Linked DNA regions of Mus musculus: region 1 is linked to region 2. A link is a loop called in an ENCODE intact Hi-C map of the cell type or tissue named here. Cell type or tissue: heart. All regions are shown on one strand. Each heading gives the region's core, and the rest is flanking DNA. Links, peaks and the distances in the headings are about the cores only. Region 1 holds the start of Actg1 (actin, gamma, cytoplasmic 1). Region 2 holds the start of 2810410L24Rik (RIKEN cDNA 2810410L24 gene).

Evidence for each region. Hi-C counts contacts between places; a loop is a spot of excess contacts. Peaks named below come from ENCODE experiments on the same cell type or tissue, not always from the same donor. Only the 100,000 strongest peaks of a DNase experiment are listed, where the experiment ranks them.
Region 1: a loop joins it to region 2, with 11 times the contacts of the local background. A loop is called at or near these places in 5 of 42 quality-filtered maps.

Annotation. Positions count from the first base shown.
Region 1 is chr11:120,342,839-120,357,689 of GRCm38, forward strand. Actg1 (actin, gamma, cytoplasmic 1) reads right to left here and starts at 5,657. Exons shown (of 6, transcript NM_009609.3): 1 at 5,587-5,657; 2 at 5,131-5,259; 3 at 4,798-5,037; 4 at 4,073-4,511; 5 at 3,799-3,980; 6 at 2,849-3,695. The coding sequence starts at 5,253. The coding sequence ends at 3,552. Mir6935 (microRNA 6935) reads right to left here and starts at 4,575; the gene lies at 4,512-4,575. 0610009L18Rik (RIKEN cDNA 0610009L18 gene) reads left to right here and starts at 5,840. Exons shown (of 2, transcript NR_038126.1): 1 at 5,840-6,024; 2 at 7,919-8,352. In heart, for the core only: a CTCF peak has its summit at 7,699; DNase peaks (open chromatin) are centred at 5,763, 6,863, 7,553, 8,093 and 7 weaker places; H3K4me3 peaks cover 6,059 bases; H3K27ac peaks cover 6,781 bases.
Region 2 is chr11:120,179,444-120,194,294 of GRCm38, forward strand. It overlaps 2810410L24Rik (RIKEN cDNA 2810410L24 gene), which reads right to left and starts at 10,413. Exons shown (of 3, transcript NR_030682.1): 1 at 9,997-10,413; 2 at 9,046-9,233; 3 at 7,207-8,308. It also overlaps Gm9734. In heart, for the core only: CTCF peaks have their summits at 6,001 and 9,764; DNase peaks (open chromatin) are centred at 5,048, 5,708, 9,798, 10,648 and 3 weaker places; H3K4me3 peaks cover 6,869 bases; H3K27ac peaks cover 8,000 bases.

The sequences.
Region 1 (14,851 bases), core at 2,174-10,173, 160 kb after region 2:
CCCAGTGAGAAGGGGAACTAAGGCAAGAGGACTCGGTTCAAGCCCAGCGTGGGCTGCACACTAAAAGTGGTTAAGTTTGAGACCAGCTGGGCTGCAGTGAGATCCTGTCCCAAGAAACAAACAGCAAAACAATCCCCCACAGCTCAAATATTACTCCCCCAATCTCAAACATTTTTTTCCTTTCACTTTGTTCTGACCAATATAACCCTGGTTTTTATGCTGGGCAGCCTTTACCCTCAGCACTAGGGAGGTAGAGGCAGGCGGATCTTTGAGTTTGAGGCCAACCTGGTCTACAGAGTGAGTTCCGGGACAGCCAGGGCTACACAGAGAAACCCTGCCTCGAAAACAAACAGCAAAGATAGATAGATAGATAGATAGATAGATAGATAGATAGATAGATAGATAGATAGAGATGATAGAGATAAGTAGAGAGAGAACATTTAAAAAAAAAAGAAAGAAGAAAAAAGAAAACCAAAACCAGGTCAGGCTCGGGCTAGAATGAGCACTGGTGCATTGGCATTGGTGAAGGGTTAGAATACTGAGTCACCCTATTCCAAGCCTGAGCCTGATCACCTCTTTAAGGAGCACTTAACGATCTCTGATGAGCTAGTAGTATGCTCTTGCCAAATAAAACTAAGTAAATTAAAACTGTTTGGTGTGACCATGTTCTGTCATCTTACAAATGTATATTCAAGGCTGACTTTGTGCCAGGTGTGATGGTGACACCAGACCTGGGTCTCTATGAATCTAAGGAGACAGACTGGCTGATTAACTTTTAGGTAGTCTGGAGCTGGCAGGAAAGATCTACATCAGAAACCAGCAGGCAGTGAGGGCTGGCTGGGGATGGAGCAGGGGCATCACCAAGGCCAGTGCTCCAGGCCGGGAAAGGCATTTCATTTTCTGGATTGTCAGATATAGAGTCCACTTCAGAGGTTCCAGTCCATCCAGTTTTATCTGCCTGCCTGTCTGTCCGTCCATCCTCTGTCTATCTATATTATACTTTGCCCTACCTTCCTCCTCAGGTGCCCTATTCTGTCCAAGACATTCCAGCGGCCCAAGCCGATCTAGTCACCATCAGGCAGATAGTCCAAGGTGAGTTCCAGTGGCCAAGGTTGTCTCTCATCACAGGCCAGGGACCTTCGGCCAAGCTGGGCTCCCAGAAGCAACATAGTGTGAACTAGGGTTGGTGTTGAAGGTAGGAGTCTTAGCTTCTGGGGCTGGGGCCTCAGTATCTCTTCATGTTGCTACTTAGCTGTCTAGACTCTTTTTGTCTGTAATGCTGTATCTTTAAATGTATTTATTTCCAGGACAGGTCTTTCCCTGTAGCCCTGGCTGTCCTGGAACTCTGTTGACCAGGGGCTGGCCTCCAACTCAGAGAGATCCACCTCCCCCTGCCCCCAGAGGGCTGGGATTAAAGGTGTGCACCACTGCCTGGCTTATTGTGTGTATGTATGTGTGAGGGGGGTTATTTTGTTTAGACAGGGTCTCACTTTGTAGCCCTAGCTGGCCTGGAGTTTACTCTGTAGACCAGGTTGGCCTCAAACTCAAGAGATCCACCTGCCCCTACCTTCCCAGTGCAATCACACTCAGTTTTTAAAATGTTTTAAAATTATTTTGGGGTTGTTTTTATTTATTCACAGGATTTCTCTGTATAACTGTTAGCTGTCCTGGAACTCACTCTGTAGAACAGGCTGGCCTTGAACTCAGCCTCTGCCTCCCAAGTATTGGGATTAAAGGCATGCGCCACCACTGCCTGGCTAAAATTATTTTGTTAATGTGTGTTTGCCTAGATGAATTTATATGCAACGATTTATATGCAACAGTTCTTGCAGGAGCCCAGAAGCCAGAAAAGGGCATGGGGTGCCCTGGAACTAGAGTTACAGGTACTGAGAACTAGGTTCTCTACTCTTAACCACTCTCCAGTCCCACCAACCCCCATCCACTTTAAAAAAACAAAAAACAAACGAACAAACAAACAAACAGGGTCTCAGGGAGGCCTGGCTGAATTCACTGCATATATAAAAATGACTTTTGAGGGGCTGGAGAGATGGCTCAGCGGGTAAGAGCACCCTTCGGAAGAGCAGTCTTCCGAAGGTCCGGAGTTCAAATCCCAGCAACCACATGGTGGCTCACAACTATCCATAAGGAGATCTGACTCCCTCTTCTGGAGTGTCTGAAGACAGCTACAGTGTACTTACATATAAATAAATCTAAAAGACTTTTTAATTCCTGATCCTGTCACCTCCACTTGAGTTGCTAACGGGCATGCCAGCATGCTCAATTCAGGTGGTTCCTGGAACTCAACCTAGGGCCTGGCAAGCACTCAGCTCCAACATCTATTGAAATGCATCTCTAGCCCTAATTCCAGAGCCTCATCACCCTAGACTGTTCCCATTGAGCAGCCAAACCCTAACCCTGTGCTGACAGCACCACCTTTGGATAACCAGTCTTACCAGGTTGTCTATGTGGCTAAGCTTCATTCCTGTATAGAGGAATAATGTTGCATGGCCTCTTAAAGGCTGCAATTGTTAAGACATCTAGGTTACTTCTCTTTTGACCATGGCTACATTCCTTACTTGTTCATGACTTGATAACACCAGAGCTGCCTGCTCTCCTCACCAATGCTTCTGTGTGAGGCCCTTCATTGTGGCTGCCTGTCTGGCCTAATTCCTTACCCTTTGAGAATGTGGCAGGGAGTGAACAATCTGCTCCAAGCATGGCTGGCTTTAAGCTGGGGTACAGGCTTTCTTACCAATGGGAAGGCTTTCTGCTGCTAGGCAACCAGACACACCTTTCCATTTCCCAACTCCACCCTACCCCACAGCCCTGTGCCAAACCAGAAAAACAATGGTCAGTTACTGCAGCACTTTTATTTCTTTACACAATGACGTGTTGCTGGGGCCTAATGTTCTCATTGAACAGTAGAAAACCAAAATTTGTCATTTCTTAAAGAATTGAGTACAAAAAACCTTACATAAATTAAAGAATGAATACATTTACAGGTGTCGATGCAAACGTTCCCAACTCAAGGCAACTAACAACCGATGGTGGTCAGGAGGGAAGAAACCAGAACTGAAACTGGGTCCTAAGGCTCGGACTTTCCCACCCTGTTAGACTGGCAAGAAGGAGTGGTAACTGGTTCAGGAACCCTTGCCAGCCTCAGGAAATCCTGGAAGTCTGCTGTTGGTTAATACCCTGCACAGATCACTCAGTGGTGCTCACAGAGATCCACCAGGCTGGGGCTTTCTCATCTACAGCGTGCTCTCCCCAGCCCCCAAGTGACCGAGCCACATGAACTAAGGACTAAATCAAGATATGCACAGGGTATTAAACATATACCAAGGGAGCAGTTAACTTGAATACAAGGTCAAAAATCAGCAACAAGTTCTACGATCCAGTGCTGATATCAGATACAAGCTTCAAGGACAAATTTCTTTTCAAAGGCTTATTCCAGTTTCATGAGGCTAGCATGAGGTGTGTACATTTGCCAGGGCAAATTGATACTTCAATATCAGCTCATGCAGCAGATGCCTGGCACCTGCTCAGTCCATCTAGAAGCATTTGCGGTGGACGATGGAGGGGCCTGACTCATCATACTCCTGCTTGCTGATCCACATCTGCTGGAAGGTGGACAGTGAGGCCAGAATGGAGCCACCGATCCAGACTGAGTACTTGCGCTCAGGGGGAGCAATGATCTGTGGAGGAAAAACACTGAATGAGCACTCATGCCCTTCCTGTGGGTCCCACTTCCCAGCCACAGGTCCTAAGGCCAGCTCAGGCCGGGTGGTAGCCACTCACCTTAATCTTCATCGTGCTAGGTGCTAGGGCTGTGATCTCCTTCTGCATCCTGTCAGCAATGCCTGGGTACATGGTGGTACCACCAGACAGCACTGTATTGGCATACAGGTCTTTGCGGATATCCACATCACACTTCATGATGGAGTTGAAAGTGGTCTCATGGATACCACAGGACTCCATGCCTAGGGAACAGAGCTCATTTAGCCACTACATTCTGTGTGTTCCATCCCTTCTGAGAGCCCCTTGGCTCCTAAATCATGTTGTGGACACCTACCCAGGAAGGAAGGCTGGAAGAGTGCCTCCGGACACCGGAACCGCTCATTGCCAATGGTGATCACCTGCCCGTCGGGCAGCTCGTAACTCTTCTCCAAGGAGGAAGATGATGCAGCAGTAGCCATTTCTTGCTCAAAATCCAGGGCAACATAGCACAGCTTCTCCTTTATGTCACGAACAATTTCCCTCTCAGCAGTGGTGGTAAAGCTGTAGCCCCGTTCAGTCAGGATCTTCATGAGGTAGTCTGTCAGGTCCCGGCCAGCCAGGTCCAGACGCAAGATGGCGTGGGGAAGGGCGTAGCCCTCATAGATGGGCACTGTGTGTGTGACCCCGTCACCAGAGTCCATGACAATGCCAGTGGTGCGCCCAGATGCATACAAGGACAGCACCGCCTGAATGGCCACGTACATGGCTGGGGTATTGAAGGTTTCAAACATTATCTGTGGAAAGACAAAGAACACCTGAGTGAGTGAGTAGCAGGGGCCCTGAGCCTCCCACACCCACACTCTGCATGCTGCATGCCACAAATGTGATGTGTGAAGAAAAAAAGAACAGAACGCAAGCAGAAACGCAAACAGAAACCTGGAGGCTTCAGGGAGGAAATGCCAGGAGAAGAGGAACAGAACCCTAGAAACACCAAAGAAACGCTTGAATGTCAGGAAATGAGGCACAACACAAAATGACTCGTCACGCCCAAGGGGAGGCAAGGTCCCGGCTCAAGCATACCTGCGTCATCTTCTCTCTGTTAGCTTTGGGGTTCAGGGGGGCCTCGGTCAGAAGCACCGGGTGCTCCTCAGGAGCCACACGCAGCTCATTGTAGAAGGTGTGGTGCCAGATCTTCTCCATGTCGTCCCAGTTAGTGACAATGCCGTGTTCGATAGGGTACTTCAGGGTCAGGATACCCCTCTTGCTCTGGGCCTCGTCACCCACGTATGAGTCTTTCTGGCCCATGCCCACCATGACGCCCTGCGAGAGAAAAGGCCGCGGTCAGACTCGCCCCACCCACCGCGCGACCCGGGCCCAGAGAGAACACAAGGGAGGCCACTCCTCTCAACTAACCTGGTGTCGGGGGCGCCCTACGATGGAAGGGAACACGGCCCTGGGGGCGTCGTCGCCAGCAAAGCCGGCTTTGCACATGCCGGAGCCATTGTCAATGACGAGTGCGGCGATTTCTTCTTCCATTGCGATCTGCGCAGGAAGAAGCCCCGGAATTAGCGCAGCCCTCACCGAACTCAGAAAATGTCCTCGGCCAGGGCCGAGCCACCCCGGAGGAGTGCAGTCCCCACCCCGGGCGGCGTAACCGTCGGCTACCGGCAGCGCCCCGTTCCGCCGCGGCGAGGAGGGGCTGCGCATTGCGTCGGGCCCCGCCCTGCCCCCAGCCGCGGCTGCAGACCCAGGCCCACCCGTCAGGCGCCCTGCGCTCCGCTCCGCTCCGCAGCGGTGCGGCAGGCAGGGTGAGCGGGAAGAAAGGGCCACAGGAAGTCACTGGGCCAAGCCCGGGGAGCGGCAGCTTACCGGCGAAGGACGCGGCGGCGACGGAGGAGCGGCAAGAAGCGCAGTGTAAGCCGGCGGCGGAGTGTGAGACCGACCGCGGCCTCCCCCGCCGCTATTTAAGCGGGAGCGGGCCGCGCGCGCGGGCGGGGGCGCGCGCGGCCCCAGAACATGTCCATATATGGCGATCTTTCCAAAAGCCGGGCGCCTATTGGCCCGCCCGCCAGGGACACGTGGGGCCCGGGCCCGCCCGCCCCTGGCCCGCGCCGCCGCCAACGGCCCCGCCCGCGCCGCCCCCGCGCGCTCGCGACCCCGGGAGGCCCGGTTCTTGCTCGCGGGGGTCTCGGCGAGTGGCGTGCGTGCGATCGGCCCTGCCCTGCCCCGGGACTGCCGCGTAGCAGGGAGGGCCCGGGCTGCGCCCCGAAACTGCCAAGCCCGGGGCGGGCCGCGCCCCGATCTGGGGTGAGTCCCGTGGCCCCCGCCCCTATGTGAATCCTGTGCCCCGCACACCCCCCAGGACCTTTCTCTACAGGGTCCGTGTGTGCCTGGCTGGGGACGGGCTGGAGGGATTCCCGGGGGTCCGGGGAGCGGCCATCACATCCCAGTCACGTGGGAGAGGGTCACCAGTTCTTCCACTTCAGCCATGTCCCTTTATTGGAGGAGGGGTCGTCACGGGGTTGGGTGTCCCTGGGCATCAAAGAAGGTGGTGGTGGTGGTGTGAGTGGGCATTGTGTTATGCTGGCTTTGCGGGACACATTGTAGGGAAACTGAGGCAGGGGAAGTCTCCCGACTTTCAGGATGGTCCAGCCCCGCCCCCCGCGTGGGTCAGCTGGCGAGACTCCTCTCCACTGATTATGAAGTCCGGGTCAAACTGGTTTTGGGCACAGAATGCTTAGGCCTTAGTCCCCTCCGGACAGGCGTGGGGGGCGGGCCGGCCTCGCTGCCCTTCTCCCGGCTGTTTGGAAACTTGTCACCCTTAGCAGGGTCGTGGCGCTGCCGTCCTAGATGGTGCCTGAAGAGAAAGCTGGCACGGGAGTTAACCGGGTTTTATTTGTAAGCTTCTGGAATGGTTCATTGTGGAATGAAGCGGAGGGTAGCAGTGAGGTGAGGGACTCCAAGGTCACAGGGCACAGAGCTTGATTCGAGCAGGTACGGGGTGCCACTCCCACCCTATGCACAGGCGCTCTCAGGCAGCCCTGCAAGGTCAGCTCCCCATCTGAGACATGAACACAAGACCCAGGGGGACCAAGCAGCCTGCCCTGCTTACCTGCTGGCCATAAACCCGTGCCAACACTCAGTCACCTTTTGTGCAACATCAGGCCTAGAAAGAAGGGCGCTGGCCCTGTGGTTGTACAGAGGTGCCTGTCAAATGGGAGCACCACCCATGAGGGGGATGCAGGGCTGGACCTCCAGGACCCCACCATGAGCCTACAGGAGCTAACAGCTAACTAACACTTGTAGGTGGGGGTGAGAGTCGTGGGGAAAGTGGAAGGTTTCGGTGAGCACTCACACCTCTGACACGCCCATGGCTACCCAAGAAGTACTGCCGGGGGCCTGGCCCTCAAATCCGAGCCTTCTCTTAAGACGCCTTTGTCTGCTTGTGTGCAGAAGGCGCTGCGAGCACGGAACGGCCATGTAAGGCCGGGTTCCCCCGGCGGGGGCGCCTTGTCCCGCCGCGGGACCAAGGTGCAACTCAGGTGTGCGGGTGGGGGCAGGGGCGGCGGGCGGCGCGCGGCCATATTTGGCGATTTCGACCCGCGCTCCGCCCGCCGCCGGGAGGCCAGTGGCCGCCCTGAGTCACGGGGGCGGACGTAACGGACGGGGCGCCGGGCCGCGCTCCTCGCCTTATTTAGTCAAGCAGGCTACCCATTGGCCCGCAGGACAAAGGCGGTTCCGGCCGGTGCGCGCGGAGACCCTCGCCTGTGCGCTTGGGATCCGAGACGCAGCCCTCCCTGGGGACGCGGGGGAGGGGTAGCCCCAGCCCCGCCGGAGCGGAGCCGCAGCCCGGCCTCCTAACGCGGTGCACGAGAAGGAGGCGCTGTGATTTGTCAGTTTTGCAACTGGGCAGTGTGAGGGAGGCCTCGCCCAAGGTCAGGTCCGGGCTGTTCTTGCCTGCTGTGGAAGTTGGCGGCCCCACCCCACTTGGAGCAGGAATTGAGAATGCCTGGCTTCCGTGAGCCTGCAGGCCAGGGCTGCAGGCTCACGATTGCAGGGCTGCCAGAAGTGGGCGTGTCTCCGTTGTAAAGAAAGACTCAGTCTAGAGAAATGATAAAAAACATTTTTCCTTTGCTGGCTTTGGTCGGCTTTTATTGTGACGTTGTTGCATCTTATTTCATATTCCGGTGGATTAATGCAGCAGTTGAAGAGTTGGGGAGATTTACTGCAGGCTGGCTCCATCCGACACCCTCCCAGGTGGTCACTGCAACCTGTCACTTCCTTCTCCCTGCGGCCACTTTGGATTCCCCGGAGAGTCCGGTCACCTCTGTGCTTGGTACCTGGATCCTCCAGCAAGGCTCCGCCCACCAAGGCACTTCATACTCACTTTCTCCTTGTTAGGCAACGGGAACGAGAAACATGGTCTCCACTGTTCCTGCCCTCAGGGGTGTCAACCTAACCTTAGAACAGAAGAGAGTGAAAAGGCCGGGAGCATCAGGCCAGGTTTGGAATGTATGCCAAGGTTACCCTCAGTAAGGGAGCTGACGTTACAGTGTAATGAGTGAACTCCTCTGATGTCTTTGAAACTTTTAAGTAAACCTAAAAGCCCAGAATAAAAAGGGAACTGTAAAAGTCTGAGGAGCTCAACGTCTAAATAACTGGAGTCCACGTTCCTGTCTAGGCCTTTGCAGACACATCACATGCAGGTGGGGACATCTTGTCTGTGCCGAGAGGTACAGGTCTGGCCTTTCCACTGGAAGGGAGGCAGTAAACCGAGGGTGAGTCTGAGCCAGCCTCGGGTGGCAGAAGCCAGGACACATTACAACCATGAAGGTCAAGGGTCTGCACACATGAAACAAAGTGTGTTGGCCAACAAACAGAGCCTCCCCACCCACCCTTAGGAAGGGCATCTGCCCGGCTGGAGGAGGTTCCCAGCTGCTCCGAGGTGTGCCCAGCCACTTAGTGCACCTGTGTCAGACCTGAGGCTGACTAGGCAGGCCTGCCTGCCTAGGCCTTGGCCTGATCTCAAAGATTCGCTCCACCTCGGCTGGGTGTGGTGGCCCACACCTTTGAATCATTACTCTAGCAGCAGAGGCAGGCAGATCTCTTGTGAGTTCAAAGCTCACCTGGTGTACACAGTGACTTCCAGAACAGCCTGGGCTACATAGAGAAAACTGTCTCAAAAAAGAGAAAGCTCTTCTCTCAGGACCTTGCTCCCTGTTATGCCCACTAAGCCGCTCCAGCACCCAGGGACCATCTGTTCCTCACTGCTGTGGTGAGATGTGGATGTGGTAAGTGGTCTGAGAAAGTGTGTCCAAGGGCTGGCTGCCTCCTCCTGAGAGACATGCACCTCCTAAAGCTGATAGCCCCCTTGCAGCTCTTACCCACTTTCTGCACAACAAGAGGCAGATCCTGCAGCCACCTCTAGTCCTCTGACCAGCCCCGCTTGTCTGTACCTGCTTCCAGTTCAGCTTTCATTTTAGCAGGCTGGCCACCCCAGTCAGGTTTCTGATCTGTTCCATCCATGCTCTGCGCACCTTGGTGTCACTGACTGGGTTCCACCTCTGCCACTGACTGCCCCCACCCCCAGGCCCATGGACTGGAGGCTTCTGTTTATACCCACTGAGTAGCTAGCCACAGAAACTCCATCGTGGGCTGGTGAGATGGCTCAGCAGGTAAGAGCACTGACTGCTCTTCCAACGGTGTTGAGTTCAAATCCCAGCAACCACATGGTGGCTCACAACCACCCGTAATGAGATCTGACGCTCTCTTCTGGTGCGGCTGAAGACAGCTATAGTGTACTTATTTATAATAAATCTTTGGGCCGGGTGTGGTGGCACACACCTTTATCCCAGCACTCAAGAGGCAGAGGCAGGTGGATTTCTGAGTTCGAGGCCAGCCTGGTCTACAGAGTGAGTTCTAGGACAGCCAGGGCTATACAGAGAAACCCTGTCTCAAAAAAAAAAAACCCAAAAAATAAATAAATCTTTGAGCCTGAATGCACAGGGCTGACCGGAGCAAGCAGAGGTCCTAAAAATCAATTCCCAACAACCACATGAAGGCTCACAACCATCTGTACAGCTACAGTGTGCTCCTAGACATAAATCTTTAAACAAAGAAGCTCTGTCCTTTATGAAGCTGGATGTGGTGCACATGGCAGGAAGCCAAAGGAAGGGAGAGGGAAGGCTTCTCAGCTCAGGAGGTGGCAGCGGAAGTGAGCAGGGCCTGGACAACCGAGCAAGTGGGGCAGACCCGGTTCCCACTTCCATCGTGATCCTAAAATGCAGGGTTTGGAGCTGTGGAGAGAAAGAATCCCCCAATCCAAGCTCTAGTGATCCCAGATGGGCAAGGAGCAGCTACCCAGGAGGTGGGACAGGGAAATACACAGGTCAGCCAGACCTCCTGCTTTAGCATGGAGTAGCCTACAGAGCTAGTGTGGCTCAGGGCCTGTGTACCACCCTCAGGAAGTGGACACAGCGTCTGACTGGGAGCCAGGTCAGGGCTGGACAAGGGCAGAATGCTGGTGCTCTGGACGGTCTGTACCCTGCCACTGCCCCAGCAGTCATGGAGGTAGGCAGAGGCTAGGCTGGAGTTCTGCGGGTCACTCTGACCCTGCCATTACCCCTCCCGGGGCGGGGCTCGGGGGTCAGGGGAGGAAGGTGTGACCCGGGCGAGCTCAGTGAAAGTGTCTGGACTAAAGGACTAAATCCAGTGTGTGGCCCGCTACAGTAGTGAGTAGACCATTCATCCCCCTTCAAGCCTCTGGCCACCCGCATCCTTGGAGCCCAGTCCGCAGTCCATTTCGCTCATTGGGTCCTCAGCATATGAGGCTGAGAGTTCGGGAAGGCCACCTCAAACTTCAGACAGGAGGAAAGAGCCACCTTCCAGCTCCACCACCACCCACCCCACCACCACCACCACCCCCTTGAGTCCAAATCCTGGGGCGGAGCAGGAGAACGCTGGGCCGGTACTATGCGCGCAGCTGTCCCAGGTGGTTGGATGCTGGGGCAGTGACCTTGGGGTTCGAGCCTGGGTACAGGGCCCAGCAGATGGCGCCCCTGGCATGGCCCCTGCGGGAGGCAGGTCAGTGGCGGCCAGTGTCATTCCTATGTGGACCGCCAGGTGGGTCCGGCTACTGCCACTTAGTGAGGGGTGCAGCACACCTGCGGTTCCAAGTCCTCCTCACCCTAAAGGCCAAGAGGGACCAGGAAACTACTAACCAGGCAGGGCTAGGGCGGACCCACCGCTGAGTCATCTCCGATAGGGGAACCCAGGCAGGGCTGCGGCCAAGCGGCGGGTGACCTCAGCTGGTGCTGACGCACGGGGAGGAGGTGGGGTTGGTGCAGCCAGCACCCAGAACAACAGATGAGGAAAGAACAGGTTCACTGCCAGATAGGACCGGCCCAATGGATGTCTGGGAGCAAATACTCAGAGACCCCAAAGTACAGACAACCGTGACCTGGCTTGTCTGTCTACTATTGTGGGAGGTTAGCTCCCAGCTTTCCTGCCTTGCACTTCCTGGGTGTCACTGGGTTATACCATCACGGAGCCACCTAATAACTGTCATTTCTAGGAAAAGGAAAAGGGTGGATACGAGTAGAGAGAAGGTAGGTGCAGGTCACAGAACAGGAAGTGGCTCAGATTCGGGGTTAGTGTCGTCATCCCCCCCACCCCACCCCCTGCCCCATCCCCAAGAGTCAAAAGCTTTATTTTTTTTCCACCTCTTTACCTTTTGTTTTTGACTTATTTATTTTTGTTTTTCGGAACAGGGTTTCTCTGTGTAGCCCTGGCTGTCCTGGAACTCACTCTGTAGACCAGGCTGGCCTCGAACTCAGAAATCCGCCTGCCTCTGCCTCCCCGAGTGCTGGGCTTAAAGGCATGCGCCACCACGCCGGGCTGTTTTTTATTTTTGAGACAAGGTCTTGCTATGCAGTTGCTCTGTAGACCAGGCTGGCTGCAAAGTCATATTAAGCTTTAGGATTAAAGTCAGCACCACCCCTCCTCATTGTCGTGTTTCCAGAGACAGTGTTTCTCTGTGTAGCCCTGGTTGTCCTGGAACCTGCTTAGTAGACCACTAACATCAAACCCAGAGATCTGCCTGCCTCTGCCTCCCCAGTGCTGTGATTACAGGTGTACACCACCACACCTGGCCTGAAATTTTTCATTTTTAAACTTTATTTTGATGTAATGTCAAATATAACTGTTTTTAAATGTGTTGTAACTGACAGATTAGGTTCGTTGTCTCTTGTCATTTCTGAGCCATATACAAGGTGGTCCAGCATGCTGCTCTCGTGCCTTACAACACAGCAGCAAACGTCCTTGACAGTAGCCTGCATAGAGGCTGTACGTCGGGGATGACTTTTGCCCAATAGTATTCTCGAGTGTTTTTTTATAGATATAACCCAGGATCACTGCATTTTATTGCCATCAGCACTCATACTTTTAATTCCCAAGACCTCTCATTCTGTGACTATTCATAAAATTAGCTACAGGTGCTGAGACTGCAGCGGGTATCCAGTGCCAGGGCAGAGAGATGACTCAGCAGTTGGGAGTTCCCACTGCTCTTCCAGAGGACCTGAGTTTAACTGGCATCACTCATCCTGGGAGACTCACAACTCCCTGTTAGAATACCATGCGTGTCACACACACACACACACACACACACACACACACACACACACACACACACACACTCACATGCGAGACCTTTTAAGTTGGAGAACAAGCCAGTAAGCAGGACTCCATGGCTTCTGCTTTCTTTTCTGCCTTTGGGTTCCTTCCTTGATGCCTGCCCTGACTTCTCTGGATGATGGCCTCTCAGCTGTGAGATGAAATGAATCCCTCCCTCCCCAAGTTGCTTTTGGTCATTGTACTGGCTGGTTTTTCGTAAACTTGACATAGGCTGGAGTTATCAGAGAAAGGAGCCTCCCCCGAGGAAATGCCTCCATGAGATCCAGCTGTAAGGCATTTTCTCAGTTAGTGATAAGAGGGGAGGGCCCATTGTGGGTGGGGCCATCCCTGGGCTGGTAGTCCTGGGTTCTATAAAAAAGCAAGCCAATAAGTAATATTTCTCCATGGCCTCTGCTTCAGCTCCTGCTTCCTGACCTGCTTTAGTGATGAACAGTAATGTGGAAGTGTAAGCTAAATAAACCCGTTCCTCCCCAACTTGCTTCTTGGTCATGATGTTTGTGCAGGAATAGAAACCCTGACTACAACAGTCATGTTGTTTATTACAGCAGTAAGACAAATGGATTGCAGCATAGACGAGTGCCAATGTTCCCAGCACTTGGGAAGTGGGGATAGGGAGAGATCTCTGGAGCCTGCTGACCAACCAGTCAGTCTGAATCAGTGAGCTCCAGGTGGAAGGCCCAGACTCAAAAAGTTATGTGGGGGAGGCTGGAGATGTGGCTCAGCGGTTAAGAGAGCACTGACTGCTCTTCCAGAGATCCTGAGTTCAATTCCCAGCAACCACATGGTGGCTCACAACCATCTGTAATGGGATCTGATGCCGTCTTCTGGTGTGTCTGAAGATGGCTACAGTGTACCCATATACATTAAATAAATAATATCTAAAAAAAAAAAACTTATGTGGGGGCAGATGAGATGGCTTAGCAGAGAAGACATCTTTTGAGAAAATGTGACCTGAGTTTGATCCACACAACCAATGTAGAGGTGGAAGGAGAAAACTGAGCCCACAAAGTTGTTCTCTCACATGCACACGGGCATGCTAAGTTAATAAGTAAATACATAAAGGGAAAGATGGAGAGCGATCGAAAGGCATCCAGTACAAAAGATACATACACACACATTAAACGTGCCGTGCCTGTGACTGACTCGAGGAGGGCTGAGGTCTTGGTGACCTGAGCTCTGCTGCCGTTGTCGCTGTGTCTCGGCATGCTTGGACCTATGTGTGAACAGAAATGGTAAGTTCTCAGGAAAGCTGGGGCAGAGGCTGCCTTGGCCCCCTAGTGTTGAAGACTCAGGGTTGTCAAGGTCTGTGTGTATCCGTCTTCTCCTCCTTGAATCCTACACATTCTGGGTTGCAGATGTCGCAGGTTCCCTCCTTCGCTCAGGTCTGAGTGTTGAGGGATGGATGGCCTAGTGGTCACAGACTTCCTCTGACACCCTCCATTCCTCTTGGCGACTCTTGGCCTTACTGGAGCCTTGGATTTTCTGACATGACAGAGCCTTCTTCTCTCCCTTGCTGTAGCTTGTGAGGCATTACGACGGTGCCTTATGGTTTTACAAGCAGCGAGAGCCAGGAGATATTATGGCATCTGCTTGTGAGAGGGACTAGGGTAGCCAAGGAGTGACATACACGAGATGTTTCAGTCCCTTTCTGTACTCTGAAGGCCCTGGGGATCCATCCAAGGGCCTCACGCCTGACAGATAGAGAAAGGCTCTGTCACTGACAGACAGCAACAACAGAAACAGGTATTTTAGCCAGATGTATCTTTACACGCCTGTAATTGCAACCCTGGGAGGCAGAAGCAGGAGGATCTTGAGTTGGAGGCTAGTCTATAGGACACAGAGAAATCCTGTCTTCAAAACAACAAAAAGAGAGGCCTTGGGCTGGAGAAATGGCTCAGTGGTTAAGAGCACTGACTGCTCTTCCGAAGGTGCTGAGTTCAAATCCCAGTAACCACAACCATCTGTAATGAGATCTGCCGCCCTCTTCTGGTGCATCTGAAGACAGCTACAGTGTACTTAGATATAATAATAAATACATCTTTTTTAAAAAAAAGATGCAGCCGGGCATGGTGGCGCACACCTTTAAGCCCAGTACTCGGGAGGCAGAGGCAGGTGGATTTCTGAGTTCGAGGCCAGCCTGGTCTACAGAGTGAGTTCCAGGACAGCCAGGGCTATACAGAGAAAATCTGTCTTAAAGAAAAAGAAAAAAAGAAAGGCCTTGAATTTGAAAGAGAGCAAGGTGTGTGTATGTGTGTGTGTGTGTGTGTGTGTGTCAGGGAGCTACATGGAAAGGTTTGGAGGGAGGAAAGGGGTGGAAGAAATTATGTTATTATATTACGATCTGAAAAATAAAGGAAAACAGCAACAAGGAGATTGCAGGTGCTTCAGTAAGCCCCCGCCTAGGCTGGGGTCAGGTAGGTTGTGGGGGAAGAGTGAGAAAGGG
Region 2 (14,851 bases), core at 2,799-10,798:
TTCCCTGACTTTTGCTAAGAGGTCTAATCCTGAGGACTGGAGAGGTGGCTCAGTGGTTAAGAGAATTTACTGCTCTTACGGAGAATGCTAGTTCAGTTTCCAGCACCCACGTGGCAGCTCACAACTGTAACCCCATCTGTCGCTCCAGTTTCCCAAGCCCTAGGATCTGCTGACTCAGGAGCCCCCGGTGCTTCAGCTACAGTGGCTGCTCAAGCAAGCCTGTTAGCATGGGGTGGGGGTGGGGGGCACCTGAGCCTGTCTTCTGCTGTCTACCTCAGTTCCTGAGTTGCCTCAAACATCCCAGCACTGCTCTCCTGTGTTTCAACATGGGAAAGCTATCCCTGAGCCCAGGATAGGTCAGAGAAGCCAGACAGGACTAAACACTAGTAACATGTAACATGTGGAGGTTTGGGGGAAGTCAGGGCCAAGGTGGGACACTGACCCCATGAGACACATAAGAGAAGGCTGAGAAGTGACCTTGATAATACAAGACAAGACAAGACAAGACAAGACAAGACAAGACAAGACAAGACACCTTAGGCAAGGCCAGAGGCTGGGTAAGGATAAGTAGTCACCGACATGGAAGAGGCTAGTCTGTGTTCTACAACCCACAGTGCTAAGATCTTCCAGTATTAGTGACTGAGGTTGCTGAATCTGCAGTTTCTCTCAGTGACAAGTGTCATTTTAGGGCTGGAGACACTGTCACCTGCAGGGACAGGATCTTCCAGGCCTGTTGCATAGATTCCTTCAGCCACGCAGGGGAAAGGGTGGGAAAGGAGCCACTGGACAGGGCATCTCAGTCAAGCCTAGTGGCATAGCATGAGAAATGGTCAGAACGCCTGTCTCACCCACGGGTCTCAGGCCCCAGAGCTGCCAGGTGGGGTGTGAGCGTTGTGTGTCGTGATGTCCTCCTTGGCCTGTCCAGCCTGGGAACTGTGGAAAGCTGGAGGTCCCAAGGCCGCAGGTGGTACTGGGCAGCAGAAAGGGGCTGAAAAAATGGTTTAACAGTTCACTGCTGCCCTTGCAGAGAATGGAGTTTGCTTCCAAGCAGCCGTGTCAGGTGGCTCACAACTGCGTGTAACTCTAGTTCACAGGATCTGATATCCTCTTCTGACCTCCACAGACCACACCACACACACACACACACACACACACACACACACACAAATAATAGATTTTTTTTTTTGGTTTGGTTTTTGTTGTTGATTTTTTTTCCCAGACAGGGTTTCTCTGTGTAGCTGTAGCTCTGGCTGTCCTGGAACTCACTCTGTAGGCCACGCTGGCCTCGAACTCACAGAAAGATCCATCTGTCTTTGCAACTCAAGTGCTGGGCTTAAAGGCATGTGCCACCACTGCCCAGCAATAAAGCTTTTTTTTTTTAAAGATTTATTTTATTTTATGTATATGAGTACACTGTAGCTGTAGATGGTTGTGAGCCTTCATGAATTGAATTCAGACCCTTCTTAATACAGCCAGCCCCATTCGCTCTGACCCAAAGATTTTATTTATTATTATATCTAAGTACCCTGTAGCTGTCTTCAGACACACCAGAAGAGGGTGTCAGATCTCATTACGGATGGTTGTGAGCCACCATATGGTTGCTGGGCATTGAACTCAGGACCTCTGGAAGAGCAGTCAGTGCTCTTAGCCACTGAGCCATCTCTCCAGCCCCAGCTTTTTTTTTTTTTTTTTTAAGAAGAGATATGTCAGGTGTAATGAGGACTCTAATCTTTAAGATTGTATCATGCAAAAGACTGTATTTCTCAGTCGGACAGACCTACTTCAAATCCTACTGTGTGACCTTGGCCAAATAACTGACCTACTCTGTATTTATGTACAGTGATATGTCTCTGTAGCAGAGCAGCCACAGGGCCCTAAGTTCTGTTGATATGGATGTATCAAACCAACCACTTCTCAATGACAGCTTTCTCTTCCTTCACATCTGTATCCCCTGAGAGTGCCAGGGACATAGGCCTGGCACTCTCCAGAAAGCTGACACTCTGGGCTGCCACAAACCCAGAATATTCCAGGAAGGCTTGAGACTGCTTGTTCATGGCTGAGCCTGCAAACCAGAGGGCAAGCAAGCCTCTAGCCACACCTGATGCAATCTTCCTTCCTGCCTCCATGATCATGACCCAGCCCCTCCAGGGCCACACTTGCCAATGGGAGGCTGCACCCGGGCTACTCACATGCCTGAGGTTTGCCACTGTCTGTCCCCTAAAGGTTGACTCTGCTCTCTGGGAGAGTTCCAGATGGGGCCTGGAGAGCAGCTCGGCTGGCAGCAAGCAGAGCAGCCCGTCAGGAGGTGAGCAGGCCATCTTCATGCCTCAGAAGCCCTTCATCAGTAATCCTTCATTCATCCATCCATCCATCCATCCATCCATCCATCCATGCATCCACCCTTGACTCCACTAACAGAACAGTGTGTGTGTGTGTATGTGTGCTGGCCTAGAGTCCATTCCAAGTCTTCTTGGATGGCTCTTAGACCTCCTGAGTCAAAACTATTTAGGTTCTTTTATGTCCACTTCTGTGTTTTGAAGGCTAGACTGTCCAGATGTGTCCCTGAGAAACTGTCCCCGAGGATATAAAGGTGCATCCCGGAGTTGGCAAAGCAGCTGACAGCAAACCTATGTTGGGGACTCTGCTGTGGCTCACAAGAGCACTGAGAGGTGGCCACCTGAGCCTTATACACAACCTGGCCTCTGTTGGCTACACTGAGAGGCCCAGTGGACACTAATGTGTCAGGGATAGATCCCAAAATCTCTCTGGGGCTGCACTTCCTGCAGGACACCTGTCTCAGGAAGGAGGGCTAGGGTAGGGTGTGGGTGGCCTTATTCTTGGCTCTCATCAAGCTCCTTCTCTGGGGCCCAGCCCTCCCAAGCCTGGGGTTTTGTCAGGGTCCCCACTTTATCTTGCCGGTGGTGATGAGTTGCTTTCCTGGGTCAGTGAGAGAATCCACTGGAAGTACCCAAGATGGCCTGCTGACCCAGATCACATTGCCACGGAGCAGGCTGCCTGGCCCTGGGGCAGAGATGGCTGGACTCCTTCCCAAGCACTCCAGCCCCCACCCCCACCCCAATGTCACTGTGCCTAGCATTGGAGCTGCTGAACTGCTAAATTGCACAGGGGACTCCTCCCCGCTGGAAGATCTCCTTCATATTAATGGCTTTTCCAGGGTCCTCTCAGACACTCAGGCCCCCTCCCCCCAGCTGGCCTGATTAGCAATGAGTACAACACCAGGAAAATTATTAATTTTCATCCCTCAAGTTTACTTCTGGGAAAGTTTGCCAATTAACTTAGCACACCAAGACTCCCAGAGTGGAAGGGAAAAGGAGGCAAAGGCCCAGTCCAGCCCCTGGGGGAGGGGGAGCAGGTGGAGGATTCATCCTCTGGAACATGGAAGGTCAGACAAGGCCAAGGCCACCAGTCAGGAGGCTGCTCCTGCTCATAGACTGAGAAGGGTCAGGCTGCCTCGGTCCTGCTCCTTCAGGGCTCTGTGATATTCTGCAGATGTGGAGGGGGAGGGCCAGGTAGGGAGACAGAGGGATGGGCACCCTGGCTGGGATGGTTCTACAGATAGGTCTAGTGCTGGGTCTATAATACTGGAACAAGCAGCAGCTGAGATGCTATGTTATAACCTCCATGGCAGGATGCTTCAGGCCTGGAAGGGTGTCCCACCCAATAGTCCCCAGGTCTCACCCTTTATATTCTCTCTCTCTCTCTCTCTCTCTCTCTCTCTCTCTCTCTCTCTCTCTCTCTCTCTCTCCCTCTCTCTCTCTCTCTCTCTCTCTCCAATTAGAAACCAGGGGTCCCCTCTCTTCCAGCTAGGGAAGTCCCCGGCTCCATTCTCCAGTTCTTTTGTGCATACCTAGCATATCTAATGCTGGGCTAGGCTCTCCTGGGTGGCTCCCACCTGCTGAGGGGGTGGGAGGGGCCAGTTTGCTTTGGCTTTGTGACTGAAGTTTAAATGTTGCTGCCATTAGGGCTCATCTGGGTCTGTGTGTGGTTGGGGTGGGGTCAGAGGGTTTTGCTTCCTTCCTAACAAATCCAGGGAGAAGCCCAAACAGAGTGTGTGCTGAGAGTGAGGAGACCAAGCAGACACCTGAAGAGGCCATATGGGTTCCTAAGTCCCAGAAATGCATGTGGCATCCTGGCAGGGCAAAAGCCCCCGACGGAGACACCGCCATCTCTGGGAGACTAGAAGAATCAAATAGCCAATTTAGCCAAGAAGGGAATCTCAGGGCAGGGTGCTGTTGCTATTACCTGGTCAGACCCGACAGGTCTCTTACTATGTGTGTGTGTGTTGGGGGAGTGGGGGGAAGAGAAAGAGAGCTGTCCAGCTACTTCTGAACTGAGGGACCTGCCCAGCAGCCGGTAGAGTGGAGAAAGGCGAGCCACCTTACCCAAAGCCTGAATATCTGTTAGGCGCTGTCTTCCCCAGCTGTCTTCCGGATGCCTGGCTCAGGAATGCTACCCCAGGCTTGCAGGGCAAGCTGGAGAACAAGGCCCCTGAAAGGCCTTGCTTTGATTTTTTTTTTTTAAAAAGGCAGTCTATAGCAATCCCCTCTCGAGCTGCCTCAGGGAAGGGACGCCCCAGCATCCACGGTCCATCCTGCTACTCTGGTCTCTTGACCGCTGGTCGCTACCACCGAGCTGCAAAGACTCCCTACACCCAAGCTGTGGCTTTAAATTGCAAAGGGCATTTTATCTTTTTGTTACCACACAAGGGCGGCTTGTGAAGTATAATGCCCGACCAAGCCTTCTACAGCGTCTCTAGCAAAACTGACTCCCCTGTCCACTACAAACCTGGCAAAACGGAATTGTAAATAAGTTCACGGGCATGACAAGATGCCCGCTGTTGGCAATTCCGCAGGCATACAGACGGAGGGTCAGGTCAAAGGAATTCTGGGGACATGGGACACAAAGAGGACTCTGCTGCTAGGGGAAGATAGCTTCCCCATCCTGACCACACTGGACTGTGCAGGAAAGAAGGCAGAGGAGGAGGCCTGGGCTTGGCCGTGAGGATTGCACACACTCCCTACCCAGAAGGCCAGTCAGTCAGCCAGCTGGTCAGACTTCCACGATCCCTGCCACTCTCCCGGGTTCCTTGTCTCACTCGGGAAGTATCGAGGAGGACCAAGGCCTCTCTCCACACTATGGACATGCTGGAGTTTCCAGGGCTACACTGAGCCAGAGGCTGGGAATTCTGACTGTGGCTAGTAACCTGGGCTGCCAGTCTCCCTTAACAGACAAGGAGCCAGCAACTGTCCTCTTGGATCCACCGCTCAACGCTCCAAATGAGGGTAGGGTCAGTGACATTGGTGAACTGTAGGCAGAGGCCAGGCTTCTCAGGGAGGGGCCCTAAGAAGGACAAAAACTGAGCCAGAGTCCCTGGAAGGCCCTCTTCCCCTCCCCCCAGGTCTCTTAATCTTTAACTGCTTCAGGGCTAACCCTGACTCCTGAAACAAACAGGCCCAGCTCTTCCCAGTTCTAGGCACCTCCCTTAGGCTGGAAAGATATATCTGAAAGCAGGGCTGGAGCCGGGACCACGTGGAGCAGGCATAGTTAGGATGCTCCCGCGAATGCTGGAGGCACACCTAACTTTAACCCATTTTCTCCATTGAGAGCTTTGCCCGAAGAGTGGCCAGAGGCCAGCAGGCAGAGTGGAGCAAAGTGGACTTAGGACCCTGACTGGGGTCCGAAGGCCAAGAAGCAGACAGATCCGGGTAGGGGTGGCTCCAGCTTCAGTAAGAGGATATTGTGGTCCCTGGAGTAAGCAGGGGAGGGGGCTTCCTCTAGAAATCTGCTGGGCTATTGTTGCACTTTCCGAAACCGTGGAAGGTTTCCAGGAGGCAGTGACAACCCCAAATAATAATAATAACGCTCCTCCCCCAGCAGCAGGAATTCTGGAAAAAACAGCTGCTGCCGTTATCGCCCCAGGAAAAAACAAGGTCAGGCGCTGCAAAGATTTAATTTAAGGTGTGCCCCCGCCGCCTGTGGGCCACGCACCAGCACGCACGCGTCCTTGGAGCGCGGGGGTCGAGGCCTGTGGGAACCCGGAGGCACCCAGGCTGCCTCTGCATCCAGAGAGTCCAGCAAACCAGACCTAGCTCTAGAGGTCTCAGCGGGGAGTCTGGGGCGGCCCGCAGTCGCCTGGGGCCATCAGCGGACCTCACTCGGGCTGCTGGCTGCCCCGAGCTTCTGGGGGGCTAAATCAGTCTCCAACAAAGCACTCTGAAATGAGGGGCGCTGTCAGGAGAACATAGCCCGACCTTAATGAGAAGTGACGGCAGAGTGGGCCGCAGGCGCTGGCAGGCCAGGTCGGCTGGAGCCCAAAGACCCTTGTCCTTGTCGGCTGCGGCTTGTAGGGCTGGGCTCCCGGCGCTCAGGGGCGGGATGGCTGGGCTTGGAGAGCTGCTCGCGCCGTCCGCCGCCCAGTCCCCACCGACCACACTTGCTGAATACAGCTCGGGTGCGGCACTTGGAGCCGTCCGGGGCCAGCCCTGGGCACCGCCGCCTACAGAGCCTTGGTGGTGGCCTTGGGAGGAGAGGACAGACGCTTCACTCCACGCAGACTGGAGAGAGACAGCGCGCGCGCTGCGGCTCAAAGCATGCTTCCTTGGCGCTCCACGCCAGCCTGGGGAGGCTTTGAAGTCACCAGCATGGGCAGAAGAGTACCCGGAGATTCCCTGGACTGTGTTGGGAGTGTTCATATTCTTGACTACCAGATGGGAGGGTCTGGCCTGGCCCTCCAGGCCGCCAATCCACCGCCCGGGCCCGGGTCGCCTAAACTTCCAGGCAGAAACCAACCAACACCCATGATTCCCCTATTTCCCAAACTGGGGAATAAGGAGCAGGGGTTAGGAGAAAGGGGGAGGGGGGAGGGGGCAGGGTCGAACCCGTTGGTTTTTTACTTTAAAATTATATATTTTATGTCACAATCACTTTTCGTTAAGACCACAAGCATCCAATTTGGCTTGGCGTAATAAAATCAGCCGGAGCTCCCTTAAACGGAGCCATTGCAGAGAATTAAGTTGTGAAATCTAATCTATTATATCCATAAAGGAGAATGCTTTCATTGTAAATTCAGGTTATAAAGAAACTATACCTGGGCCGCCAGCCTCCCTTTCGGATCTGCTACTTGAAGGCTTATCAAATTACTGCAAAATGTTGGGCTCCCCTCTCTATCTCACGGCAACCAAAATTAAATGTGGCAACATTTCTTTAATACCTAAGATCGGAAACAACTGGTTCAACAATGGGATATAATTTTTAAGACACCTCCATTCGCGTCGGAAAGCACTCTACTCCCCCAATTAATTCAAGTTTTTAAAAACTCTAAAAGCACCACGACTCCGCAAGTGCTCAACTGTTCCGGCGGAGGGCTCTCGGGTGCAATCCCGGGTGGATCGCACGTGGACCGCACACACCCGTGGCTCGGACCCACAACAGCAGCGTGCGTCACACCTGCGGGACCAGCGCCTGGGAGCCTGGCTTCTACACCCCAGTCCCAGGCGCCCCGCTGGTTCCAGAAATGGCTGGACCAGACAAAGGAGTCGCCAAGGAGGGGTTAAGCTGCCCCTCACCCTTCTCAGAATACATCCTTCCAGGCAGCTGGAGCAAGGGAAACGTGGCACCCTAACATTTCTTTGGTTTTACAAACGGGTTTTGGATATTTGCTGCCCTTCCTGGGAGGGGGTTGGGCCCAGGTCGGTATCTCTCCCTCTGACACCTTCTTCCACTTCTGAAAATTAATTAACTCCGGGATTGGGCTGGGACGTCCTGGGCTGGACATAAGTGGGGGGGGGGGTCACCAAGGACTCTCCGTCCTCGATCCCAAAGAGGGGTGTCTGGGGGACGTCGAGGAGATCGATAAGTTTCTAGATTCCCAGGGAACTGGAGGACGTGGCTTTTGTCAGGCCTGCGAAAAAGATTTATGAGGCGCCGGCGGAGTGTTGGGCTGGCTTCGCCCTGGCGGCCAGCGCACCCCGTCTAATCTTTGATTTCCATCTAATTATTTTTTTTTCCTGCCTTCAACTCGGTGTCCGGAGAGGCGAACAAAGGGATGAGGGTGGGGGGTGGGGAGGCAGGCACTGGCGGTCCGGGGATCCCCACATAAAGTTGGAGCCCCCTGAACGTCCAAAGGCTCGAGCTCCGGTGAGCGTTCCGGGAGGCCTAGGGAGGTTACCCGACAGGAGCTGAGGCCACCGGAGACCCGCAGCAGGGCCTGGGTGGGCGTTGCAGTCCTCCGGTGCTGTTCAGAGCCGGAGCCCAGCGGGGTTTCTAGGGAAAGATCCGCAGAAAGGCCCTAGAGTGGAGGGAGAAGGGGTGGAGGCAGCTCTCCCCTAAATGCAATTAATCGGGGAATTGGGAGACAGGACAGCCCTCAGTAGAGGCGAAAGATGGAGGCAGGGTTCTTTTATCCCCAACCCCGTTCAGAAAAAAGGTTTGTCCAAGCGGGTGAGAGAAGGGCGCAACTTGAATTTTTCATGTTAGCCAGAGAGAAAAAAAAAATCCAAAATGGAAAATGATTTTATTGGTCACTACCCATAAGTCAAGTAAAAACAAGGATAATTAGAGAGTAGGGAATTCAGGGGCCATAAATCCGCGGCGCCTTCTCCACCGGCGTCGGAAGCTTTATGGCTTGTTGAGTTTTATTTTGAGAGAAAGGAAACACAGAGTTTTGGTGGAAGCGGGACTACCCACCAAGCGCCGCCCGGGCAGACGCGCGTAGCGAATTCGCCCCGGACTTTGGAAGGTGGCCACAATTAAGGATCGCTTTGTCCCAGAAAGAGGGACCTTCCCCCCGGCCGGGACCCTTCTCTCCTCGGCGGGATCCGTGCTCAACCAGACTCTGGGTAGGGAAGTCACACTCTTCCTCACCCCAACTACGACGAAGATGGATACTTGGTGTGCGTGGGGCCGGAAGTTTTTAAACGAGATTCCACTCGCAGCTTCCAAACGTCCACCTGGTGCTGCACGCTTGGGGGCCTTTTCTTCTAATTTAAGGGGTGGGAAGGATGGGACAAAAGAAAAACAACCCACCTTACTTTGCAATCTTCCTCAAAGAGACTGGGAGTACTTTTCATTCCATAGGGGTTTCTACCCCACCAGCCAGAGCCCCGTTTCTTCTTCTGAAATGGTCTTCTCACAAAGCCACCCTTAGCCGACACCGTGTAAAATCCCACTATCGGGTAAGCCAGTGGGGACGCTTCTGGCTCAGCTGCAGCTAACTTGGGAGAAAAGAAAGTGAATTCTTCAAGAACTTTAAAATAAAAGCGGCCCTTTCCCGGCAACTCGCGTCTAGCTTCGCCTTTGTTTTAAACACACATATAAAACCCTTGTCCTTCCTCGGAACGGGGGGCGGGGAGAACTGAGGGTCCACATTCAGAAGCGCTTTCCCCTTAAAAAATATTCTCGGAGGAGCTCTTTTGTTTGAAGTGGGTATGGGGGAGGGGACGGGGCCCGCTCCAGTTCAGCTACCAGGCTCTTAACAAACCACCACCAACAAAAAACCACAACTCTGAGGGTATCTCCTAACCCCGCAAATCTGGGGTTCCCGGATCCAGGAGGGATTCGTTCCTAGACACCCGGCGCGCAGCAGAAGCCAAGACCAGGTTTCCCTAAAGTAAACATCCCGGTTCAGAAAACGAGAATTCTAGGTTTCCGGGTTGGGGGATAACTGTATGAACCACTTCGAAACAGAGCCATCTTGCTGTAGTACCCATGGAGTCCTGGATGAATTTCGTGGGCCTCTGAAGAAAGTGACGCGCATTTCCACAGGAACTGGCTCCAAGCCCGTCTTACGGGTGGTGGAGAGCCCAGTAGGGATTCCAGAATACAGCTCAGGAGGCTACCCCGAGTTCGGCTACCGTCCCAGGACCCCTCAGAAAGACACGTTTGGTGCGAAAATCTCCTACACACCAGCTGGGTTTTTATTCCTTCCCTCCCCAGAGTGTGCTCTGGGCGCGCGGGAAACAAGGAAAAAGCACGTACCTGGCGGCGCTCTGAGGGCAGCCTCACCGGCCCTCCGTAGGCAAGGGAGCTCCCAGAAGCTACTCCCTATCCGGCTGGTCGACCCTAGGCCTGTCCCTCCATCCCTCCCTCCCTACCCGGCTGGTCGACCTCCGCCGAGCTAATTCTCCAGGAGGCAGGAGCGGGATACCCGGCCCGCCTTTCTGGAAATGGGATCCGTTTTTTAGCGCCAGGGCCCGCGCCAACGTCCAGGCCACCGTCGGCGCGCAGGGTTTCCCTAGTCCTTTGGATCAGCAGAGAGTGGGGCGGCCTGGACGCTGGGCTGCGGCTCGCGCACCAGCTCCCTGTTCCCGCGCGCCCTTCTGCATCCAGGCTCCGGCGTGTCCACGTTCCCAATCGCGAAAAGGGGACGAACTCTGAGCCCTCCGGGAAGAGAAGGCTGCAGCCGCAGTCCAGGAAAGAGCCCTAGGGCGGGAGGGGTGCAGGGCGGAGGGGCGGGAGAGCTACCAGCGCCCCACGGCCGCGGCCCTCGTGGGGGTGGGGAGGGCGCCCAGCCCCACCCACGTGGAGGCCCCCGCCCCGCCTCCATGAGGGCAGCGTCCCCGCCTGCCCCAGCGCCTCCGCCTAGCCCCGCCCCATCGCCTCCCGCAGCGGCCGCTCCCTTTGTCTGGGCAGCCGGTGCAAACCAATGGCATCGCGTGGGCGGTGCTCAGGTTGGCCAATAGATGATCCAGGAGGTGTGGCCGAAGAGGAGGGTCTATTTCCCCGAGAAGATACGGTAAACTGGTAAGCTTTTCAGGATCTGGGCTCTGAGGCCGAGAGTGTCTGCAGCTTCGAGCTGGCTCCGCCGTGGAATTACAAATTTTGGATTCCTTTCCACTATCTGGAAAGATGCCCCCAAATCCGGAAGGAAGTGTAAGGGAATCATATCTGGACTCTAGGGAGAGGAAGCCCCAGGGGATTTGATTTTAGAATGGCCCCTTGCACCCGGGACACGCAGTGCCTTGAACTTTGAAATTCAGGGTGTGCAACATCCCCAGAAGTCAGGAAGGTTCTCTGAGATCGAGTGGTAATAATGTGATGTTCAGCTTTCAAGGCGTCTCTGAGTTCAGGGGCAGAGGTGCATAGGCCCTCTCAGGAAGGACTACAGGATTGGGGGCCACTGCCCCAGGACCACCTTAGTGGGCAGCGACTCATTTGCTTTCTGAGCGGAGAAATATCGAGTGCTGAAAAATATTCAGGCTAAAGTGGACCACGGCCAGAGAGCTGTTGCTGGCTTGCCCCAGACAGACAGGGAAAGATACATCTCAAGTGTGCCCCAAGCCACGCCAGGGCAGCAAGTGCAGGAGACAAACAAGAGCCAAGCCATACCTACAGGAGCAGGCAGGTGTCTCCTCTTGAGTTCACCGCCTTGTCCTGGTCTCAGACCTGGAGGTGTTTCCCAACCTTTTCTCCCTTTCTGCATCTTGGCTCCAAGTGAAATCCGCAAACCAAGAAGAAAAGGAAAACAACCACCTGATGTAGGGGCTGTAATCTGGTGCCGCCGATGGTAAAATGAGCCCCGGAGGTAAATGAGGTACATTACAACCCTGGATTTGCAGGGCTCCACCTGAGCGCTATCAATCCCAGCATCTCCCAGGAGGTTGTCACAGAAGCTAACATCTAATTCCCTGTTGCTGAAGGCAGTACTCAGCCACCTTTATGGCTCTGTTTTGAAATTCCTCTTTTCAGAAGTCCAGGGATCCTGAGAGGGCCTGTAGCTAACTGAAGGGCAAGTTGCAGCACTCAGGATCTAGGACTTGTCCGGCTATGGTTGCAAACCACAGACGTGGTGATCAAATCGACCTTGAAGTTCAGCTCCCAGGGATTAAGCACCCCAGGGTGGACACAAACTGATTTTTTTTTTTTAGACCAAGAGGGATTGAATCAAGATAGTGGTCAAGATAATTCCTAATAGCCTCTCTTCCCACCCTCAAGCCCTAGAAATGATAGAAAAGTTTTAAAATCCATTACAACTAGAGAACAAGAAGAGTGCCTGGGAGACAAGTCAGGGCACTGCTCCTGCAAGAGGGAGCATGGGAGGGAAACTGCTGGCCGGCAGGAGGGCTCCAAGGAGAGCCTCTCAGAGGAAACTGTGGAATTCTGGGATCTCTGTCAGGGTGATGGGTGGGAGTCTGTGGAGACAATCTCTTCCTGGGCTGTGCTCAGTGGACTGAAACTAAGCAGATGCCCTGGAGAGTCATATGTGAAGGAGTTCTCTTGGCCTTAGAGCCTCCACTGAGGTTCTCAGCAGCACAGGAGGCCCAGTGCATAGAGACTGGACTACTGGATGGGAACACTGATGGGAGCACTGAACAGTACAGAGCAGCACAAGTTAGAACCACTGGCCCTGGCTGCAGAATTGGCTCGGTGATTAAGAGCACTTGTCTAGCACTTGCAGAGGACCTGGGTTTGAGTCTCAGTAGTTACATTGTATAGGAGTACACCATTGCTCTCTTCAGACACACCAGAAGAGGGCATCAGACCCCATTGCTGGGAATTGAACTCAGGACCTCTGGCAGAGCAGTCAGTGCTCATAAAGACTCAGTAGCTACATTGTGATTCACAACTGTCTGTAACTCCAGTCCCAGGAGAATCTGGTGTCCTCTTCTGACCTCTGCAGAAGTTGAAGGACCCTGGCCATTCTTTTCACAAGAAATCTTGGGCTTGGCTTGTGCTGTCTATTCCCAGAGAATGTGTGTTCAGGCAATTAAACTTAGTTAATTTAGTTTAAATTTATCTTAAGTATCTGAGCCTAGTTCTTGATTTCATATCTACTTCTTTTTTGTTTTTGTTTTGTTTTGTTTTCCGAGACAGGGTTTCTCTGTGTACCCCTGGCTGACCTAGAACTCACTCTGTAAACCAGGCTGGCCTCGAGCTCAGAAATCCGCCTGCCTCTGCCTCCTGAGCGCAGGGATTAACGGCTCATGTCTACTTCTTTACTACAAGTGTAAGGAGCCCTGCCCGTCCTCCTGACTTTGGGTTTGGCAATATGGCTCCCTCTGGCACATGGGATTGTTACCAGATGTGAAGTGGATAAAGTTTGAAATGTGCTAGCGAGGTCAGCCTTATTATATTGGGTGCCAAGGAGCCAGGATGAGGAGATAGTCTATTGGGAGAATAAATGGGGTGGATCTGGTCTCAGGAGGAGAGAGCATCCCAGAGCAAACCTCAGTCCCTCGGGACACTGTAAGCCATGTTCTGAGGCTCTCTAAGCAGCATGGTTGTGACAGCTGACTGGAATGGCTGTCCTGACTAATACAGAAGTGGACAGAAGGAGCCCTGGGTAGAAGGAACCCTGGGTTGTGGATGACAGGGAAACTAAGGAGGTAGAAATAGTGACATTTTCCCTGGCTACCCTGCAGCAAACTAGGAGAAACGGAGAAGCCTGTCACCTGCCACCTGCAGAAATCGAGGCCAGGTATAACGAAGGTTGCTTAGAACTGTGGAGTCTCAGGTTGAAAGGGCTACTGTTTAAATCCCCCAAATATGTAGGAAAAGTGGTCATTATTGTTTTGAGAACAATGATGAAGAAAACTTGGTCCAGGAAAAGGACATAGATCTGGTTGGGCAAGATGGCTGGCTCCACAGGTAAAAGTACCTAGTGGCAAGCTTAATGACCTGAGTTTGTCCCTGGGATCCACATAGAGAAGGAGAGAACTGATTCTCACAAACTGTCCTTTGACTTCCACATAGATGCCATGGAACTTGTGTGTGCACAAGTGCATGTGGGGACACACACACACACACACACACACACACAGGGCTTAGGCCTATAACAGCCTCAGAGTACTAACCAGATTACAGGGCTGGAAGGGCAACAGCTAACTCAACGTGTCCCCAGCCAGTTGGAGAGACTGTACTTGAGTGAAGCCAAGCTTCAGGCACAATCCTGTCCCTGGAGACAGAATAGCATTTTTTTTTTTTAATTTGTTTGAGGATGTGGGTACTCACAGATATCTGGAGGCCAGAAGAAAGACTACTAAGTTTCTACCTTTCCATTCAAGTTTTTCCTTCTCATGGAGACTCTGGCTGGGGTACAAACCCAACACAATGTGGCAGATACAATGCGAATCTGTTTCAAGCACACACAAGCCTATCTGATGTCCTCTTCCCACACTGAGTGCAGACAGCCACTCCCAAGTGTCCCATGGATGATGGCAGGGAAGCCATCACCTCGGAGACTCCTTGGCGGTGTGGAGTGCCAGCCTGGAAGTTGTTCTACTTGCTTTGGGGTGTCCAGAAAGAACAAACTGTTGCTAATGTGATGGGCAGTCAAGTAGGTGTCTACTAGATAATAGAGATTTAGCCTGAGCTAACACAGGAAAGAGTGAGTTTTCAAAGCACACGGAATATTATAAAAGCACTGGTAACATTTTCAGAGAGAAAATTGTAACAGGAATGCAGCCAAGTAAAGTGGCACCCAAAAGGCTAAGGTCATAAGATCATGAGTTCAAGGTCAGCCTGAACTACTCAGAGAATGCCAGGCAAGCCTGGGCTATGTGGTGACTGTTCAATTTCATCAACTTCAGGGTTTGGATGAAACTCCACTGTAGTGTGTACAGCATACTGAGACCCTGCCCAGACTCAAAAAGAATCTTAAAATAAGAAAAAGATAAAAAAATAAAATAATCTGGGGAATAGAGTATTCTGGTGGTATTTTGCTTTCTTCTTTACAATTTTATGTATTATTCAGAAATTTACAAGAATACATTATTTATATATTCAGGAAAAACCAAAATTATGTTTACATGAAAAAATAAAAGTAAACTTAAAAAGATACTTTCCAAAAGTCAGCTAGATGTCTTAAGAAAGAAAATATTTCCCCCTTGAAATA